2 separate regions of the Homo sapiens genome follow, and region 2 is linked to region 1. A link is an interaction called in ENCODE POLR2A ChIA-PET data of the cell type or tissue named here. Cell type or tissue: GM12878. All regions are shown on one strand. Each heading gives the region's core, and the rest is flanking DNA. Links, peaks and the distances in the headings are about the cores only. Region 1 overlaps C2CD3 (C2 domain containing 3 centriole elongation regulator). Region 2 holds the start of DNAJB13 (DnaJ heat shock protein family (Hsp40) member B13).

Evidence for each region. Peaks named below come from ENCODE experiments on the same cell type or tissue, not always from the same donor. Only the 100,000 strongest peaks of a DNase experiment are listed, where the experiment ranks them.
Region 2: POLR2A ChIA-PET joins it to region 1 with 11 read pairs; 2 of 35 experiments call an interaction of 5 or more read pairs at or near these places.

What each region holds. Positions count from the first base shown.
Region 1 is chr11:74,133,951-74,142,358 of GRCh38, reverse strand. C2CD3 (C2 domain containing 3 centriole elongation regulator) reads left to right here. Exons shown (of 33, transcript NM_001286577.2): 4 at 2,531-2,754; 5 at 3,392-3,639. Among named protein-coding and RNA genes, the nearest start is that of C2CD3, 33 kb to the left of the region's middle. RefSeq lists a silencer at 3,441-3,735 and an enhancer at 3,441-3,735. In GM12878, for the core only: no CTCF peak of the experiment used is centred there; no DNase peak of the experiment used is centred there.
Region 2 is chr11:73,946,304-73,954,535 of GRCh38, reverse strand. It overlaps DNAJB13 (DnaJ heat shock protein family (Hsp40) member B13), which reads right to left and starts at 3,510. Exons shown (of 8, transcript NM_153614.4): 1 at 3,399-3,510. The coding sequence starts at 3,466. In GM12878, for the core only: no CTCF peak of the experiment used is centred there; DNase peaks (open chromatin) are centred at 1,024 and 3,585.

The DNA.
Region 1 (8,408 bases), core at 360-8,359:
TTGTATTCCGAAAGATATCAGCCTTCTTCATCTCCTCACAATCTTTCATGGAATCATAATTTCTGAAGAAATCTGTGTGTGCCTTCTTTCTTGGTTTAGCCACAGCAAACAGAGAGAGATCTGTAACCCCCAGGGATACAGCAAATGTTCCAACAATATGAAATTGCAACCATATCTAAGGTTTTTGCCAAAGCACTAGAAGCCGTAGTCATTGTACTTGATAGGTATGTCACCACTGCCCTTCCTGGCCGATAGAGAAATGGAAAAATTACTTTTTTTTCTAACTTCCTCTACAAAATACTATGATCCTCTGAGGCAGAGGGTGTTTTTGTGGGGGAGGAGGGGGTTATTTTTTTTGAAACAGAGTCTTGCTCTGTTGCCCAGGCTGTAGTACAGTGGCACAATCATAGCTCACTGCAGCCTCAATATCCGGGGCTCAAGCAGTCCTCCTGCCTCAGCCTAGCGAGTAGCTAGGACTTCAAGGTACATGCCACCATGCCCAGCTAATTTTTTTTTTTAAATTTTTTGTAGTGACAGGTTCTCACTATGTTGCCCAGGCCAGTCTCAAATTCCTGGGCTCAAGCAATCCTCCTACCCCTGCCTCCCAAAGTGCTGGGATTACAGTGTGAGTCCCTGTTTTAGTCCTCTGTTTTCCTCAGGGAGGTAGCACAGAGCCTGGCACAGAGCTGGTATCAACAAGTATTTGTTTAACTAAACAAAGGAGTTAGGCCACTGTGTTTTGATTGTAAGATGGGCGTGGCAAGTGTCTGGACTTTCTCTGACTCTTTATTCAAGGGCCAATGGCAGTACAGGCCTATGAGTTAAAGCAAACTCTGTGGCCAGTCAGCAGTTCATTGTTAAGGCCAGGAACACTACCTTTATCCTCAGTGTCTCCTTTGTTTCTAGAATGCAGAGGCAGTCTTTGGCAAGTGATGAATGGTAAGGGAACACTTCCTGGCATTTATGTTTGAGCAACCAGGATTTTATGTGATGCTGTTAACAGTGATCACTGCACATAGTATTCATCCCACCGCATTGCTGTCATTTGTCTTTGTACAAAGATCTTCATGATGAATAGATTTGAAGGACTTTATATTATGGTTCATGAACAGAATTCTCATCAAGACCCAGGCATGTTTTATTGAGTTTGTGCCTTGGCAGTTCTTCTGGATAAAATATTTCATTGACCTTCCCAGAGACATCGTAAAACATCTAACTGCAGTTTTTCATTTTTGTGTTAGGGCATTCATTATTTGACGGTCTTTGGGTGCTTAAACAATTCCTTCTGCTTTCTTTGTCATTGAAACTGAACTTTCAGCGCTACTATTCTTTTCCTTTGGAGTATATCCTTCACTTTCTTCCTTAAGGTTTTGCTTCAAAACTCCATTTTATTTTTCATTCCTCCATTAGGCGTTTCTCCATTGGGATTTTCAGAGGACTAGAGAGTCTTTTCACAAAGAACTTGAACTCACAGGAAGGAGATGATAAGGAAACTTAAAGTAATTACCTTTTCATCTTAGTTGTCCTCCCTCCTCACCCCTCTTCATCTCCAGCATAGAACTAGGACCTTATTTTTCCCAAGCAACTAATAATAAGAATGCAGAAAATGTTATGTCCTTCTTTTATTCATCAGACCATTAGCATTATTAGGCATATTAGACTTGCATACTATTTATACACACACTATGCTAAGTAGTCGATAGAAAAATGAAGAAGATAGCCCGTGCTTCAAGGAATGCATAATCTAATCAGGATGATGAATGAAAGGTCGCAAGTACCTTCTCCAAGTCTTTGCTTTAAAAAAAAAGAATCTTCGAATTAGGGTAATATACTTTCCTGATGGCCTTGTATAATCACATTATCTTCTCTATATGAGGAACTTAGCACAGTTACTGGCCTGTAGTAAAAGGTTCAGTAAATGGTGATTATGCTAATGGATAGATACAGATTAAGTAGAAACATGAAGAAGGCAGTGGACATGGCATCTCTACTTAGACGTAAAGAAGGAATACTGGGGGAAATTGTATATACAAAGGCATAAAGCAATGAAATATAAGGTACATTTAGAGAACCATAAGTAATTGGTCTATTGGAACAGAGGGATGAAGGAAGGAAGCTTAGTAAGAGATGAGGCTTCCAAGGTAGGCAGGAATTTAGACAATTAATGGGGGACATTAATCTTGTAAGGAATGGGGGACATTCCTTACAATCCTGTAGGGAATGGGGGACATTCCTTACAATCCTGTAGGGAATGGGGGACATTCCTTACAATCCTGTAGGGAATGGGGGACATTCCTTACAATCCTCTAGGGAATGGGGGACATTCCTTACAATCCTGTAGGGAATGGGGGACATTCCTTACAATCCTCTAGGGAATGGGGGACATTCCTTACAATCCTCTAGGGAATGGGGGACATTCCTTACAATCCTGTAGGGAATGGGGGACATTAATTAATATTAAGCAGGGGAGTCTTAAAATTAGTTAATCAATGCTAAAGAAAATTTCTCATATACTACCTGTCTCTCTTAGGTCTCACTTGCCCTGGAACCTCTGTCAGAAACTTACGACAGCTACCATCCACTTCCTACCACTGACATGACAGAAAATGTGCTTTTATCTAAGCAGGGATTCAGAGAGAATACTGAACCCAGCAGTACCCAGTTTCAGGTTCCATCAAGGCCTCGCGACATACATACCATCAAAATTGATGGAAAAGAGTTAGCAGCCAACAGCAGTAGATCAACCACTCCGAGGTAATTACCATACCTAATACCAGTCAATCTGTCAGTTAACTGCACTGTAGTTGTGATTTCTGTCTTTCATTTATGGTTGAGTAAAAGATTAACAGCAGAGAGAGGCACAGTCCTCATTTAGCAGATAACTGTGAAGCACCCACTCTGGTCCTGGTTTGATACTAGGTGCTGGGCCTAGAAATAAGTAAGACATGATTTCTGTTTTCCAGGACTACTCACAATCTAGCGGAGAAGCCAACATACAGATAAATGACTAAATGATATCCAGATGCAGGACAGATGTTCATGAGGGAAAAGAGGGACAGGGAGCTATTCTGTGAAACAGAATGGAATAAGAATCAGGTTTTTGTTTTAAGTAATTATTTATGAAGCATTTGCTTTGTGTCAGGCTCTGCTGAGCTCTTCGTTTTATTGTCTCATTTAAGCTATGACTCCCTCACTGTAGGTAAAGCATCTATTATTTCTATAATTTGGGAGATGAAAAAGAGATTTACAAAGTTGTATTGCAAATAAGTCACGCTTTTTGAGGTCCAAACTACCTTGCCAAAACCACTGGTCTACTTTCTGTCTCTGACAAAATAGAATGTTACCATAATAGATTATATATTGCTGATGTTCTCCCTTTTTAAAAAAACAGGGGAAAAGACCATGTATGCTTTGCAGAGAACCCTGATACAATAAAGGATTCTTCCTTTGGACTACAGCACAGTCTTAATTCAGGACAGAGTTTAGAGTCTGTAACTCTGAAAGGCAGAGCTCCACGGAAGCAGATGTCCCTTCTGAACAGTTCTGAATTCCAGCCTCAAATTAGAACAGTTGCCAAGAGTCACAGTGACTCATGCATTCTTTCTTCAAACAACCTCCCTACCAAGGATCTTCTTTCAGGTATGTATGTATTTGTGAACTGAGTCAGACTAAACTACGTTTATGGGATTGCTCTGCTTGTTAGCCAGCCTACAAAGAGAACCAAGACTCTTGTTTGAACTAAGTCAAATAAAAACAGGCAGTCTTGCTAGAGTCCAGCATCTCACACCATTTAAAGACAGCCGTATTAAACCACCAAGGTATTTCTGAATAATTACTCAGTGCTTATAATTGTAAGTTTGGGGAAGGAATCGTTTAAAAGGAATTGGATATGAGGGGAAAACCTTTATCATAGAAAAGGATTAGTCCTTACTTTGTCCCAAATAATTCAAGGCAGGTAAGGTTTTTGTCTCGTGATCAGCATTTATTTATCCCACTGTATGGAGACTAGTACAAAATCCATTTCACATTCTGAAAACTCTTAGTCTTAGTGAGAACGTTCAGTACACAGCTGCTGATCTTAATCCTGGGAATTAAATAATGACTGTGGCCAAATAGAAGAAGAAAGGAGACAGTTTACCCTTATAAGGGCTTAGACAGAAATAAAAAAGCAAACAGGAACAGAATTAGATTACCTCATGTTAAGGAGTGGTATAATAAAAGCAGTTGACTTACATTACACTGTAATGGTCAACCATGTATCTCTTTGACCTCAAGATCATAACAGGAATTTGTCTACATCCCTACAAGTAAAATTTCCAAAATTAAAATATCTGTAGCATCAGAAAAGTCTTTTAAATAACTATTTGGGTACATAATTTACATTCTTAAGGACATTTTGTAAAAGAACAAAAACATTTTGTTTATAGTTTTTCAACTGAATTGTCTTAGATTCCCTACTTTAAAAAATACACGGGCCGGGCACGGTGGCTCACGCCTGTAATCCCAACACTTTGGGAGGCTGAGGCGGGCAGATCACTTGAGGTCAGGAGTTCGAAACTAGCCTGGCCAACATGGTGAAACCCTGTCTCTACTAAAAATACAAAAAATTAGCTGGGTGTTGTGGTAGGTGCCTGTAGTCCCAACTACTCAGGAGGCTGAGGCAGGAGAATCGCTTGAACTCAGGAGGCAGAGGTTGCAGTGATCCAAGATGGTACCACTGCACTCCAGCCTGGGCAACGGAGCAAGACTCTGTCTCAAAAAGAAAAAAAAGAAAAAATATATATATATATAAAATTCCAAAAAAAAGTATATATATATATATACACTCCAAGATTATAAACTATTAATTTCAGTCTTTAATGCAAAGACTACATTAACAAGAAGGAAAATTGACCCAATGTACTCAGCACTTGTCAGCTCACTTGTGTAGACTTGAGCACCAGACTTTAGGAAAGATATTTGTTGACTCAATAAGCAGTTATCTATTCAGCACTACCAAATGTCTGGCGCTCTTCTAGGTATCAGGGCTACAGTAGTTAAATATATATATATAAACTCCTGCTGTATGGATTTTATATTGATTGGAAGACAAATGATAGACTAAATAAATAACTGTGTGTTACTTGGTGATCATGGCAATGGTGATATATGAAGCCAGGAAGGTGAGAGAAGGGGATGTTAGTTTTACATAGGTTGGCAAAGGAAGACCTCATTAAGAAGATAACATTAAGCTACTCAGGAGGCTGAGGTAAGAGGATCACTTGAGCCTAGGAGTTCGAGTCCAGCCTGGACAACATAGCAAGATCTCATCTCTAAAAAAAAAAAAAAGCAAAGAGAAAGAAGGTAACATTAAAGATCTAAGGGAAAGGAGATGTGTTCCTTCTTTTTTTTTTTAACTTTTATTTTTTTTTATTTACTTTTAAGTTCTGGGGCACATGTGCAGAATGTGCAGTTTTGTTACATAGGTATACACGTGCCATGATGTTTGCTGCACCCATCAACCTGTAACCTACATTAGGTATTTCTCCTAATGCTATCTCTCCCCTAGCCCCCTACCCCCGACAGGTCCCGGTCTGTGATGTTCCCCTCCCTGTGTCCATGTGTTCTGGAGAGGAGATGTGTTCCTTCTAAGGAAAGTAACCAGACTGGTAAAAGGAGCAGCAAGAGATAGCCTGGAGAAAACAGCTGCCACTTATTGAGCACTGATTATGTGCTAGCTACTATGCCAAGTGCTTTATATACATAATCTTACAAAAGTCACGTGAGGTAGGCATTATCCCCATTTTAAAATGAAAACACAAGCTCAGACTTAGGCAGCTCCTGTGCTATCAAAGGGGGCAGCTCTCATTTATTACTGTCTCAGACTTTAAGGTAAAGTCCTATGCTTCATCTTACTCTAGGTTCATTGTTTACCTAGGCCTGTTTTGTTTTGCTTTTGCTTTTTAAATCAAGACCTTGCTGGCCAGCTATTCAAGCCAAACAAAATATGCCATGCACAACCCATGGGCTGTCAATGTGCAACCTCTTCAATAAGAGTTACTAGGATCTGTGGATTTAAAGGTAAAACAAGGTAGATTTCAACTCGGTCTGAGTTAGTAGTCTGACTTGTGCACAAATGGGAGAGGGACCACATCACTGTAAATGGTCAAGTGTGGGCTGGATAACCTTCTGATGTGACTTTTACAGATGGGGTTAAATTATCAAGTACATAGCTGGATAAAATCTTTTTTTTTTTTCAATTTTATTTTAGATTCAGGAGGTATATATGCAGGTTTCTTTCCTGGGTATATTGCATGATGCTGAGAATTGGGGTATGAATGATCCTATCACCCAGGTACTGAGCATAGCACCCAATAGTTTTTCAACCCTTGCCCCCATCTTCCTTACCCCTCTAGTAGTCCCCAGTTTCTATTGTTACCATCTTTATATCCCTGAGTACCCAGTTTTTAGCTCCCATTTATAAGTGAAAACATGCAGTATTTAGTTTTCTGTTCCTGACTTAGTTCGCCTAGGATAACGGCCTCCAGTTGCACTGGATAAGATCTTTAAAGGTGTCTTGCAACCACAAGATTAAGTGGGCCACTTTAGTAAGCATAGAGTTGAGGTCATGTGAGGGACACAACAAATACATAAACCTAATGATTTTTCTGGTCTTTGATGTACTAATAACATACCAGAATAGAGGGTACAAAGCTGTATCAGTCAACCAGCTAGTATTTATGAAACACTAACTACACAGCAGGATCCTGTTCTTCCCCATTTTCAAAATAACAATGATACATTAGATTCTTCTCATACTTCACATCTCTGACTATCATATCCTTTAACCAGCCAGAGAAAAATTTGCTTTAAAAGGTTAATATGATTAGATTCTGCCTACCAAGATAATCTTCCTGTCTTAAGGTAAGCATTAATTACATCTGCAAGTCCGGGCAAGCTGGCTCATGCCTGTAATCCCAGCACTTTGGGAGGCTGTGGTGGGAGGATCACTTGACCCTGGGAGGTCGAGGCTCCAGTGAGTCATGATCATGCCAGTGCACTCTAGCCTGGGTAACAGAGTAAGACCTTGTCTCAAAAAAAAAAAAAAAAGTTTTAAATAATTACATCTGCAAAATCCTTTCATGGTAATACCTAGACAAGTGTTTGAATCACTAGGACGAAGTATGAGTATATGAGGCAATGGGGATCTTGGGGTAGCCATCTTAGAATTCTGCCTATCACAGTGAGTGAGCTTTATTTTTTAGTTTAGTTGTATTGCCACATCACACATTGAACATATGATATTTAAGATTTTGGATTTTTTTTAAGTTTTTAAGCTATATTTTGACCTCTTTATAGTAACAAATATTAGATGTTTTGATGTTTATGGACTTTGGGAGGCCGGGGCAGGAAGATAGCTTGAGGCCAATAGTTCAAGACCAGCCTGGGCAACATAGCAAGATACCATCTGTACAAAAAAATAAAAAATAAGCCAGGCATGGTGGTATGCACCTATAGTCTAGCTACTTGGGAGACTGAGATGGGAGGATTGCTTGAGCCTGGAAGTTCGAGGCTGTAGCGAACTTGATTGTACCACTGCATTCCAGCTAGGGCAACAGAGCAAGACTCTGTCTCTAAACATATGTAAATAATGAGTAAGACTATGGATATATTTGACTTGTTTTTTTTCTTGGCCTAACCATCATATTTTATTTTTAGAAATTATAAAATTAGACTAGGAGTTGGGCACTTTCTAAGCACCTGTGGAACCTCAAGAAAATAATAATACCTCCTGTATCTGTTGGAACAATACTATTGGGCCTGAGCTTTTTTATTTTATTTGTTTTTATTTAGAAACAGAATCTCACTATGTTGCCCAGGCTGGAACACTGTGACTATTCATAAGTGTGGTTATAGCACACTATCACCTCAAACTCCTAGACTCAAGCAGTCTTCTTGACTTAAGCAGTCCTCCTGCCTCAGCCTCCCAAGTAGCTGGGACCATGGGCACATGCTGCCATGCCCAGCTAGTACTCAGCTTTTAAAAAGAAGCCTAAGAACTAAGTAGGGTCATAGATAGTATAGCAATTAAAAGCATAGGATGTGGAATCATCTGGTTATAGATGTATTGCGTGTACAACTTGGTCAAGTTACCTACTCTCTGCCTCAATTTTTTATCTGGAAAACAAAAGTAGTCATAGTACATATCTCAGAGGACTGTTGGGAGGATTAAATGAGTAATACACGTTAAAATACTTAGAATAGTGCCTCGCATGTGGTAAACATTCCATAAGTGTATTCTCTGATTTGTGTTGCTGCTATTGTTGTGGGACCCCTTAAGGGATGGGGTAAATTTTACCTATCAGAAAGTCGGAAAAGTCAGGTTTTATCCTGACTTTTCCATTAACCTGCTGTGTGAGTCATGGAAG
Region 2 (8,232 bases), core at 1-8,000, 190 kb after region 1:
GCCTCACCCTCCCGAGTAGCTGGGACTACAGGCACCTGCTACCACGCCCGGCTATTTTTTTGTATTTTTAGTAGAGACGGGGTTTCACCATGTTATCCAGGATGGTCTTGATCTCCTGAACTCGTGATCCGCCCGCCTCAGCCTCCCAAAGTGCTGGGATTACAGGTGTGAGCCACTGCGCCCGGCCTACTTTTTTTTATTTATTTTTTTGAGACGAAGTCTCACTCTGTCACCCAGGCTGGAGTGCAATGGCACGATCTCGGCTCACTGCAACCTCTGCCTCCTGGGTTCAAGCAATTCTCCTGTCTCAGCCTCCCCAGTAGCTGGGATTACAGGCATGCGCCACTACACCTGGCTAATTTTTTGTATTTTTAATAGAGAAGTGGTTTCACCAAGTTGGCCAGGCTGGTCTCAAACTCCTGACCTCAAGTGGTCCACCTGCCTCAGCCTCCCAAAGTGCTAGGATTACAGGTGTGAGCCACTGTGTCCAGCCATTATTATTATTATTATTATTATTATTATTATTATTATTATTTTATTATTATTTTTGAGACAGAGTCTCGCTCTGTCGCCCAGGCTGGAGTGCAGTGGCGCAATCTCGCTCACTGTAAGCTCCACCTCCCGGGTTCACGCCATTCTCCTGCCTCAGCCTCCCGAGTAGCTGGGACTACAGGTGCCCGGCTAATTTTTTGTATTTTTTAGTAGAGACGGGGTTTCAGTGTGTTAGCCAGGATGGTCTTGAGGGAAGAGAGCGACCATCTCATATTGTTTTATACTCAGTACCTGTTTTAAAAAAAAGCAACAAGGAAGTAAAACCAAAGACAGGCAGCCCAGCGCCAGGCCTGAAACCAGGCCTGGGCCTGCCTGGCCTAAACCCAGTAGTTAAAAATCAACTCATAATTTAGAAACCGATGTTATTCATAGATTCCAGACATTGTATAGAAGAACATTGTGAAACTCCCTGCCCTGTTCTGTTTCTCTCTGACTACCAGTGCATGAAACCCGTCACGTACCCCTTGTTTGCTCAAATCAATCACGACCCTTTCATGTGAAATCTTTAGTGTTGTGAGCCCTTAAAAGGGACAGAAATTGTACACTCGGGGAGCTCGGATTTTAAGGCAGTAGCTGGCCGATGCTCCCAGCTGAATAAAGCTCTTCCTTCTACAACTCGGTGTCTGAGAGGTTTTTTCTGCGGCTCGTCCTGCTACAGTCTCGATCTCCTGACCTCGTGATCCGCCTACCTCGGCCTCCCAAAGTGCTGGGATTACAGGCATGAGCCACGGTGCCCGGCCCAGCCATTTTTATTTTTTTGAGACAGGTGTTGCTCTGTTGCCCAGACTGGAGTGCAGTGGTGCAATCATAGCTCAATGCAGCCTCTACCTTCTGGGCTCAAGCAATCCTCCCACCTCAGCCTCCCAAGTAGCTGGGACTACAGGTGTGTGCCATCATGCCCAGCTAATTTTTAAATTTTCTGTAGAGACAGGGTCTCCCTATGATGCCCAGGCTGCCCTCTCAAACTCCTGGGCCCAAGGGATCCTCCTGCTTTGGCCTCCTAAAGTGCTCAGATTACAGGCATGAAACACCATGCCAGGCCTTAATCACTCTTTATATGACATGGTTTCACATGCAAATGATTGCTGGACACATGCATTATCTCATCTAATCCTATTTCAATCTCACAGCAACCTTTATTATGATGATGATTTTTAGACATGGGAAAACTTCGGCTCAAAGAGGTTAAGTAATTTGCCCAGGTCACGCAGCTAGCAGGTAAGTGAATCTGGATTCTGATCCAGCCCTTTCCAGTGCTTAAGCTGTGCTTATCTTTCTGCACGCCCACTGCCCTTCCTCCTGATTACCTTTCCCTGGATGGGTCCTTCTGGTCAATGAGATGCTCCGAAGAGTGGGTGACATCATACACTGTCCTGAATTGTTCTCAGATCCTTTCATGAGTTTGTGTCTTTTTTCTCCAACACCGCAGACTCTCCACTTATGCCACTGATCCCCTACAGGACCTGGCCCAGGAATAGGCCCATGACTGGCAACTCTGGGAGGCCTGATATCTGAACACTGGCTCCACCATTTACTAGTGCACTTGTGGGATAATAATGGCACTTAATTCTCAGGGCTGTTGTGAGGGTTAAACAGTGATGGAAAGTTCTCAGAACAGCACCTACACACTCAAAACATACACCTATTGTCACTGCCTAACTTAATTGATTGAGTTATCCTGGACTCCTCTTTTCTTCACCCTCCAGTGATCCACTTAATTACCAAGTCCATTCCCTCCCCTTTCTCTGGCCTCATCTTTTGCCTTGATTACCACGAACAGCCTCCTAAAGGGTCTCTCTCCTTCCAAGATAACTTCCACAGCCCCCCATACTTCCTCTTCTGTAACACTCATCACAGTTGTGGTGACTTATTCAACATCTATTCAGCAACAAAATCTAGCTGCATGAGGTAAGGGAGTGTCGATGTCGGATTCCGACATTTATCTCCAGCTGCTACCACTGCAGCAGGAGTGAAGTACCCTCTCAACCCTTGTGGTAGACGCTCAATAAATATTTGTTAAAAAAAAAAACATGTTTTTGGCCAGGTGCGGTGACTCACACCTATAATCCCAGCACTTGGGAAGGCTGAGGCGGGTGGATCACCAGAGGTCGGGAATTTGAGACCAGCCTGACCAAAAAGGAGAAACCCCATCTCTACTAAAAATACAAAATTAGCTGGGCATGGTGGTGCATGCCTGTAATCCCAGCTACTTGGGAAGCTGAGGCAGAAGAATCGCTTGAACCCAGGAGGTGGAGGTTGCGGTGAGCCGAGATCACGCCATTGCACTCCAGCCTGGGCAACAAGACCAAGACTCCGTCTCAAAACAAAAAACAAAAACATGTTTTCAGAAAAATGTACTGACTCCTGTTGTAGGCTTTCTTAGGAACGAGCCAGAACGTCCTTAAGATCCGATGGAAGTATTCAGGAATGTAGTTTAGTCAATGCTGAAAACCTCCATCATGGCCAGAATTGAATTTAAAACATCCATCTGGCCTGGCCACTCCCTTGTTCACAAGCCTCTGGTTCTCCATAATATTCAAGATAAAGTTCAAATGGCTCCTTTGTCCCCACTTCATTGCTGGGAAAAGCAAGGCACCCAGGAGAGGATATAGGGCATGGAGCATAAAGGGAGATGGGTTGGGAGCAGATTGAGGAACTAAAGAGTTCAAATTTCCAACCTGGGCCCTGACCCAGACCAAAGCCAGGATACAGGTATGCAAGAAGTGAAAGGAGGAACAAGGTTTACCTTGTCTGCGCTAAGCTGTGCAGGAAAGCTCGTTTTGGAAGAGAAGAGGGCAGGGCCTGCCCCAGCACACCCCTAAGGCCTGGCTCCCACCCCAACTTACGCCTGCTTGATCTGGGCATCCTCTGAATTGCGAGTGATCCCGAGCACAGAGTAATAATCCTGGCCCATGGCTGGCTAGCTGGCAGTCAGGCCCTGGATAGTCCTCAGACTCTAGCAAGGCTGTTAGTTGGCTTCCTTGGTTGCTCCTGACAACCGCACAGGTGCACTCTGGGAGTTGTAGTCCCACTTCCCTAAACAAATTTCAGCTCTGCCACAGAGAGGAGTCAGTGAAAGGACTGGGGGAGAGCTGGGGCTGATTCTGCGACCCTGTGAAAGGTCACTCAACTCGGAAATTGAAGACTCACAGGGCTCTGTTTTATTTTGTTTTTGTTTTTAAAGAGAGCAGTAATTAGTTTTAATAAAAAGGTTTTAGAAGAAATGCATTTGGCTAATTTTTTAAAAATACATTTATTTTAGAACAGTTTTAGAGTTTAGAAAAGTTGAGAAGACAGTACAGAGAGTTCCCATATACCTCACATCCACATTCTCCTATTTTATTATTATTATTATCATTATCATGTTTTTGAGACAGGGTCTTCACTCTGTCACCCAGGCTGGTGGGCAGTGGCAGGATCACACCTCACTGCAGTCTCAACCTCCCAGGCTCAAGGGATTCTTCCACCTCAGCCTTCCAAGTAGCTGAGACACAGGCGTGCACTACCATGCCTGGCTAATTTTTGTATGTTTTGTAGAGATGGGGTTTCACCATGTTGCCCAGACTGGTCTTGAACTCTTGGGCTCGGCTTGGCCTCCCAAAGTGCTGGGATTACAGGTGTGAGCCACTGCATTCACATTCCCCTATTATTAACATCTTACATTAGTATGGTACATTTGTCACAAATAATGACCAATATTGATACATTATTATTAACTAAAATCCACATTTTATTCAGATTTACTAGTTGTTTTAACCTAATATCTTATTTCTGTTCCGGACCCCATCCAGGATGCCACGTTACACTTAGCTGTTGCATCTCCTCTGGTGCCTCCTGACTGTGACAGTTTCTCAGACTTTCCATGTTTTTGATGACCTTGACAGTTTAAGTAATAATGGTCAGGTGTTTTGTAGAATGTCCTGCAATTGGAATTTGTTTGGTGTTTTTCTTTTTGTTTGTTTGTTTTTGTTTTTTGAGATGGAGTCTCACTCCATCGCCCAGGCTGGAGTGCAGTGGCACAATTTCAGCTCACTGCAACCTCTGCCTCCCGGGTTCCAGCGATTCTCCTGCCTCAGCCTCCCAAGTAGCTGAGATTACAGGCATGTGCCACCATGCCCGGCTAATTTTTGTTATTTTTACTAGAGACGGGGTTTCACCATGTTGGCCAGGCTGGTCTCAAACTCCTGACCTCAAGTGATCCACCCACCTCAGCCTCCCAAAGTGTTGGGATTACAGGCGTGAGCCACCGCGCCAGCCCTCCTTCCCCACTTGCTGTATTGCACTCTTTGGAAGGCAGTCACTGTGCGGCCCACCCTTACAGTGAGGGAGTTATGCTCCACCTCTCTGAGTACAGCAGAGCCCTGTTTTCCATGCACATCCCAAATCCAACTGGTCACCAAGCTCAGTCCATTCTGCTTCCTAGACAACCTCTCAAGCCCAGCTCCTCTGCTCTTCCTCCTCATAATCAGGGCCCAGCTCTGGATTCATCTTTCAGCAAGACCACAACAACTTCCTCGCGGGCCTGCCTGCCTTGTCTCTGTTCTGCAAAGCCCACACTCCTCATTACTTCGAGTGAACTCCAAACTGCTTACCATGGCACACAGGCCCTCTGTGATCTGGTGCCTCCCTTTCCACCTGAGCTCTCACCACTGCCCTACACGCACCCACTGCTTGTCAGAATGGACTGCAGTGCCTGCCACTGCCCAAACCAGCCATCCCCTCTCCTCATTCACCTCTGCTGCTACCTCTGCTCAGAACCTCCCACCCCACCCACCACAGACCCTCGCCTCAACCCAGCTAACTTCTATTTGTTTTTTCTTCTTAGGAAGAAAAAGAGCAGCATTAGAACATTCCTTGTTGAAGGAATATTGCCCCGATGTGCCCCTCCCTACCTGTTTGTAATTCTCTTGCTTTTCTTTAGAGCTTTACTCCATATGCCTGTACCCAGTGGTGTGCTGTTTTGTGGCATTTGCCAGTTCTTCCCAAGCCAGTACAAGCCAGCTCCAGTGCCACACTGCAAATATCCACAGCAACATATTTACCTTTTCATATTTTTGAACTTTATATAAATGGTATCATTTATACAAATGGTAGGTATTTGTGTGTGTGACTTATTGTCACAGGCTGTATAGTACTCTCTGTTGATGAACATTTGGGTATATGCGCCCACTTTGCAAGGCAATGCCAAAGTTTTCTGGTGTGGTTTTCTAATTTACGCTGGCAACAGCAGTGTATCAGTTTCTTTTGCTTCATATCCTTACCAACTCTTTTTTTTTTTTAAGACAGGGTCTCCCTCTATTGCCCAGGCTGGAGTGCAGTGGTGCGATCATGGCTCAACCTCCTGCAGCCTCGACTTCCTGGGCTTAAGCAATCCTCCTGCCTCAGCCTCGCAAGTAGCTGGAAACCCAGGCACACACCACCACATCAGGCTAATTTTTAAATTTTTTGTAGAGACGAGGTCTTGCCATATTGTGCAAACAGGTCTTGAACTCATGGGCTCAAGTGATCCTTCCATCTCAGCTTCCCAAAGTGCTGGGATTATGGACATGAGCCAACACTCCTGGCCCTCACCAACTCTTGATGTCAAGTTTTAAAACGTTTGCCAATATAGTAGGCATAAAGTGGCATCTCATTGTGGATTTTAATTTGCATTTCTTGGTTGAGTATCTTTTCATACTTATTGGCCATTTGTTTTTCCTCATTGTGAAACACCTATTTATGTTTTTGCCCATTTTTTTCTATTTGACTATCCTTTTTACAAACTGACAGGCCGGGCATAGTGGCTCATGCCTGTAATCCCAGCACTTGGGGAGGCCGAGGTGGATGGATCACCTGAGGTCAGGAGTACAAGACCAGCCTGACCAACATGGAGAAACCCCATCTCTACTAAAAATACAAAATTAGCTGGACATGGTGGCGCATGCCTGTAATCCCAGCTACTTGGGAGGCTGAGGCAGAAGAATAGCTTGAACCTGGGAGGCAGAGGTTGCGGTGAGCAGAGATTGTGCCACTTCACTCCAGCCTGGGCAACAAGAACGAAACTCCGTCTCAAAAAAAAAAAAAAAAAAAAAAACTGACTAGTGGCTTTTTATGTTTTTTGAAAACAAACTCTTTGTTGATAATATGAAATACGAATCCTTTCTTCAACTTGAAGCTTTTTTCACCTTTTTAAAAGTCAAATGTATCAATCTTTTCCTTTCTGGTTACACGTTTTGTGTGTGTCTAGTTTAAGAAATATTTCCTTATGTGAGGGCATAAAGATCTTCACCTATATGATCTTCCGAAAGTCCATTTCACATTTAAATATTTAACACACCTAGAGTTTATTTTTTTGTATATGGAGCAAGATAGTATCTTTTCTGAAAGATATCCAACTGCTCAGATCATTTATTTAATTGTCCATTGTCTTCCCACCGATCTGTACTGACTGCTGTGTTAGATATGAAATTTCCACATATGCATGGGTTGGTGTCTGGAACTACTGTCCATTGGTCTATCACTGGGGCAATGTGTTGCTAGAAGAGCTGAGGCAAGTCTTGCTTGTCTGACATAACGTAAGAGAGTCTTGGAACATGTCCTGGGTCCAGGGTCTAAAACCCCTCGTGGCCTTTGGAACACCAAGCTCTGTGCCAAAGGGTGGAAGGCTGCCCTGCCACACCACAATCTAAGCCCAGGGCATAAAACCCCTCGTGGCTTGGATGCAATCCAGGGCTCAGGGAATAAAACCCCTTGTGGCCTCTGGAATGTGTCCAGACTTGCTGGCTCCTTGCTTCTTGCTGTCCCAGGTTTGTAAATTGATTGTTATCTTGAGATAGAAAAACACGTTCTCCATTATCTCGAGTAGCAGAGCATACTCCATATGCTTAAAAGAAAATGCTAAACTGCCACAGCTATAGGTCAAACGCTTGATGCACCGCTTCCTTTCTAACCCCATGTCCTCACGTCCTCACCACCTGCTTCTGTTTGATCACCAATAAAGAGCGTGGGCTCCCAGAGCTCAGGGCCTTCGCAGCTGCCATACTGGTGTTGGCCCCCTGGACCCACTTTATGCATTCTTGTCTTGTCTCATTCCTTCGACTCTGCCAGACTTTGTAGCCCCCACAGCCTGGTGTTGGGTCTGATCACTCCAACATTTCTGGCACCCAATGTGGGGCAACGAAAACCCCTGTGAAGGAACGCTAGAGCATGCGGAAGCAGAGGACAATTGTCAGAGGACACCAGAGGATGACTGAAAGAAGCTCGGCAGGTAAGCTGGACGCTTGGAAGAACCAGGGTAACAATGGGACAGAATGAAAGCAAATATTCTGCTTATTTAAATTTCTTAAGGCATTTATTACGGAGAGGGGGAGTGAAAGTTAGTACTCAAAGTCTATTAACACTTTTCAGCACAGTAGAGCAGTTCTGCCCATGGCTTCCGGAACAAGGGACTATGGAGTTGGATGAATGGGAAAGAACTGGCAGAGATTTTAAAAAGGCATATAAAGATGGAGCCAAAATTCCAGTTTCTGTTTGGTCAGTGTGGGCGTTAATAAAGGCAGCTCCTGAGCCATTTCAAACAGATGATGAGGCAGATTCAGATGAAGAAGAGGAGGATGAGTGTAAGAAACTAACATCAGATTCTGAACGCGAGGCACAGGAGCCGGAGGAAATCATAGAAAAGAAAGGAAAGCTGAAAAAGAC